Regions from separate parts of the Homo sapiens genome. Here region 2 is linked to region 1. Evidence: read pairs that join two places in POLR2A ChIA-PET (ENCODE). Cell type or tissue: MCF 10A. All regions are shown on one strand.

Evidence for each region. Peaks named below come from ENCODE experiments on the same cell type or tissue, not always from the same donor. Only the 100,000 strongest peaks of a DNase experiment are listed, where the experiment ranks them.
Region 2: POLR2A ChIA-PET joins it to region 1 with 15 read pairs; 4 of 35 experiments call an interaction of 5 or more read pairs at or near these places.

What each region holds. Positions count from the first base shown.
Region 1 is chr4:151,539,547-151,542,046 of GRCh38, reverse strand. All of the region lies in intron 3 of FHIP1A (FHF complex subunit HOOK interacting protein 1A), which reads right to left. Among named protein-coding and RNA genes, the nearest start is that of FHIP1A, 130 kb to the right of the region's middle. In MCF 10A, no CTCF peak of the experiment used is centred here; DNase peaks (open chromatin) are centred at 486 and 1,126.
Region 2 is chr4:151,483,718-151,486,217 of GRCh38, reverse strand. The region is part of intron 3 of FHIP1A (FHF complex subunit HOOK interacting protein 1A); the gene reads right to left. Among named protein-coding and RNA genes, the nearest start is that of FHIP1A, 76 kb to the right of the region's middle. RefSeq lists enhancers at 1-196, 197-896, 996-1,651, 1,652-2,308. In MCF 10A, no CTCF peak of the experiment used is centred here; a DNase peak (open chromatin) is centred at 1,297.

The DNA.
Region 1 (2,500 bases):
AAAGGAGAGGCCAGGCTCCTCCCCACTGCAAATGGTGTGAACTTCCCAAGGCTCCAACCCATCCTCCCAGTGCACAGGCCAGTCAGAGATTCTCCAGGGACCCCTTTTTACTTGGCTGTCTCAATTGTACTCTGCATAAGCAATGCTTGATGACCGAAAAGGCGTACTGTAGTAAGTGACAAAAGTGTAATTAGCAAGGAATCATGGAGCATGAACATCTATTGTGTAAAGGAGCAACTATTTACAAAATCAAGATAAAAGAACCCACTAATGGCTACTACCGACAGAGCCCAGGTCTGATAACATCTCCCAGCATAAAGGCACACTGATTTACCCCTTGTTTTAAAGAAGCAGCCAGAGCTTGCCAACAAAAATATGTGATTGATCTAATTAGCTCACTGAACTGAGGAAAACAGTGTGCCAAAATCATGTGTACTCACAGATTACTCCTTCCAGGACAAAGCAGTGTTGCATAAAAGCCTATCCTTCAACTTAAACGTCACACTCATTAAAAGGGACGAAACCCAGCAGTACTTGGCATGCAGGAGCTTAATGAATATTATTGGATGTTGATGACACAGACATGAGTCTCAAAAGAATGAGCTCTCGTGATGGAAAAGAGAAAGAAACATAAAGGACTGTAAAAATGTATATGCAGTGGCTAAACTCCAATTACCAGCTCAGGCCAGGCAATTTTACTCCATTATGCCTGCATTAACATTCCCACTCTCAACTTAATGCTTTATTAACCTAACTGATAATGTCCCTCTTCACTCAGGGTTATTAGCAAATACAAGTCTGTTGAGACTGGCAAACCAGTTCATTCATTCAACAAATATTCCTGGGTACTTACCATCACAGGTAATAAACAATGATCTCTAGTCTTTTTGTTACTAATGCAAGAGAGGGTCTAAAAACTAGTGTAGCATATCTTAAAAAAAGTCCTTAATGGGAAGAGATGAACACCCTAGAGAAAAGTAACAACACTAGCTTCATCAAGTAGTCTGCTGATGACTCACTGGTTAGCTTTAGGAGGTACGTACATACTCAAAAAGCACGAGGATATTATTCTACTGTGTCTCACTCATGGACTGGAGCCAAAGTCAAGATAAGGAAAATTTTTATGTAGTTGTTTATCCAAGTTGTCTTGTCTGTTCTACCTTCAACATCACTGCCTCGGGGGAACATTGGACCAGGAAGCCATAGAAGCTCATGCTCCTGGAGCCCTGAGAAGTCTGGGAATAACCTAAGCAGCAAAGCAGCTGCCTGACTCAGGAGAGCAAAACACACCCAGAAAATACAATGGGAGCAGAACAAAGATTTGGCCATATAAGCTGACTGTTAATATTTTTTATTTTCTAAACTTATTTTTACCACTAGGATTTTATATAAGAAACTCTTTATCAGTTCATGTCTGAAGTAAGGATAGTTTATTATACCCAATTTTACTGCTGTAGAGTATTCTGAACACCTTTGAGCTTAAAAATGAATCACTTTATATTGAATAAGCACCACTTAATGAGAAATTTTTCACAGGAAGATAAAATGTCGATTTTACCATTTTATGAAATGTATACTTACTTATATTTAAGTATTTGAAAAGCTAAAACTAGGTAGAACTAAGGTATAAAGTGAAAGGATCAAACTTAAAAAAATATATGAGGTATTTCTGGATAGTCCGCTTTTGAAAGCACTGTTTTCTGTAAAAAGAGATCCTCTTCCCAAGTTGGCTGCAGGCTAGTCTTGGTCAACTACTCTATTTTATTAGCAATATAGCTCTGTGGGATGGAACTACAGAAACTCTATTGCAACTGGGATGATGGTTTGTAGATTAAGAGAAAATACCATTTAAGGTACATAATCATTTTAAAAAATGACACATATGTTCCTATCTTAAATATTTAATCATGAAACTTAAAAAAGCAAATTTATTTGCCAGCATTTTCACATAGGCCAAGGCTATTTCTTTAAGTACAGGTCTGCTGATTGAAGGTCAAAGTTGTCTTTCTTGCATAAACCTAACTTCCCATTTAGGTTACTTGAAGTTGAGAAGAACCTCAGTATGAATCAATTCAGTGCAGAATCCTTCCATATTTTAAACATCTTTGCCAATCATTTAGAGTTCTCTCTTCCACATCCAATTTGACACCAATATCTTATGGCAAGTTGCCTTTAGTCTTTCCAATTAATTCAACTTCATCAAAATAAACAATTTCCTTTTCACACACATATTTCATCAGTATACTTGTTATTTAATGAAACTATGTAATTACTGTAACAATGCACACAACTCAGCAGTGGGAGGAAATGTTTGGAACCTTGAGCACACATGGGAAATAGCCTACCAGACAGGGCACTCAGCAGGGAGTGGGCATGAGAGTCAATGTACTTTCCAGAGAGAATGGAAAGCACTGGTAAACCAGGGAACCACATAGATTGGTTAAGAGAACGTCCACTGTATTTTTTTTTTTTTTTTTTTTTTTTAGACAGAGTCTCCCTC
Region 2 (2,500 bases), 56 kb after region 1:
AGTCTCTGGCCTGTTAGGAACCAAGCCACCAAGCAGGAGGTAAGCAGTGGGTGAGCTTTACTTCCTGAGCTCCACCTCCTGTTAGATCAGCAGTGGCATTAGATTCTCATAGAAGCGCAAACCTTATCGTGAAATGCACATGTGAGGGATCTAGGTTGCACACTCCTTATGAGAATCTAACTAACGCCTGATGATCTCAGATGGAACAGTTTCATTCTCAAGCCACGCCATCCCCGTCATCCATGGAAAAATTGTCTTCCACAAAACCAGTCCTTGGTGCCAAAAGGTTGGAGACTGCTGACCTAGAGGGCTTGTTAAATATAAACCTCAGCCAGGCACAGTGGCCCACGCCTGTAATCCCCACACTTTGGGAGGCTAAGGCGGGCAGATTGCTTGAACTCAGGAGTTCAAGAAGGTGGGGCAACATGGTGAAACCCGTCTCTACAAAAAATAAAAAAATTAGCCAGGCATGGTGGCAGGTGCCTGTCATACCAGCTACTCAGGAAGCTGAGGTGGGAGGATTGTTTGAGCCCGGGAGGTCAAAGCTTCAGTGAGCCAAGAATGTGCCACTGCACTCTAGTCTGGGCAACCAGAGTGAGGATTTGTCTCAAAAAAAAAAAAAAAAACTCTGAGCTCCACCCTCTGGGCTTCTGATTCAGTCCAAGAATTTACATTTCCAACAAGTTCCCAGGTGAAGTTTGCACTGTTCATCTGGGGACCGCACTTTGAGAACCTCTAGTCTAGACTAGAGTTGTTAGAGACTTTTCTCTGAGTACATCAGTTCAGTGTGGCACTATACACTTAAAGACCAAGACAAGGGTATTTCAGAAATGATGTTAAAAATGAAATGGAAAACACGACCAAACATAAATTATACATATTTATTTTAAGCCATTCTGGTCAATTAGAACAGACAAAAAAAAAAAAAAAAAAAACTGGAAAAGATCCAAACTATGCTCGAAAGAAATTATAAGGGTCATAGAATATGTGAAGAGACCAAAATGGATGAATTAATTAAAAAGACTAAATTTACAAAAGAAGGCACAGATTATAATTTAAAAATTGATAAAATTATGAAAAGATATGTGCAAAATGAACAAATTTCAGATTTACAGCATTATGTAGGTGGTTTGATTATTTGACCCTAACAAGTCACTTTTTAGGTATATTTTTGTGTTATTTACTAAAACAGTTTTGGGGCTAGATTTTTATTCAAAACCACTTTTGAAAATGGCTTCCCACTGGCTCCCCACACAAAGCCAGGGAAGCCACAGAGAAACATTCCTCACTCACCACCCCAATTCTGCATGACTCAGACATTCCTGGCATTACATTAGAAAGGAGAGCCTTCTAATGCTGCCATAACTGCTCTTCTTTTCTCATGTAGACGACTTTTAACCCTGAAATAGCATATTCAAATATACAATTATCTCAACAGCTCAGAATATCTGTAATTGCCTCTATCCACCTGCTATTTGTCTCACTGTTCTGAGAACACAACCAAATTTCATAACAGATGAATTCTACTGACAGCCTCTCCTGAGGACTATCATACACATTTTGCATCATACTGTCTTCAAGCTTTCAGAGTCCATCTTCAAACCCATTTTCCACTTGGGTGGTCCTTGTTATGCTACCTTTAGTATCCACCATCATTTCCTCGGAAGAAACCAATACACCCAAGTGTTACATCCTTTCATTATCCAAGTCAGTCCTACAACCACCTAAGCTACTCCCTCTACCTTCTTAGTATCCTTGCCAGGCCTTCCCTTTTACATATATTTGTTTTTGTACTCTTCACACCCCACTCCCAAAGTCTCCTGCACAACTCAAAATAACCTCACGTCTAAGGCAACAATATTTGGTTTCTGACCTTTTCCAAACCAGTATAAATATCATTCTATCACTCATGCTGCTTTCTAGAGCTAAGAGGCAAGAACATGTTCCAAACAACTTCTGCTCTACAGACAGGTGAATGGTTGTAAACGACTATAGGTTATCCCCAGGATTCATGAGTGGCTAATTCTTTATCATAAGAATGTTCATTCTGCTAAGGACCTTGAAATTAAAGCTCCCTAAAACATCAGAGGAGCTCTCATTGGTTGGAGTTAACTGGGAAAAGCCCTGTAACAGAGGATACACACACACATTCCAAACTTAAGACCAAAACTCAGAGTTCATCAGAGTCAAATCCCGAATTTAAGAAGTCATTACCCAACAAATGCTAACATAAAACTTAAACACAGGCTCAATGCCTATTAACAATTATTAAATCTTAGTCTAAAATGAGCTCCAAATTTATGCAATACCACTTTGTTCCTGAAATACCTTAATTAGAAACAGAACTTCATAAGAAGTCCTACGTGGACATAAAACTGCTATTTATGATTATCAGCTTTTCTGTTCCGTATCTTAAACTGTCTCTAAAATGATAGACTTGGAAGACTAGGGGGAAGGGAAGGTTAGGGAGAGATTTCTTAAAGGATACAAAATTACAGCT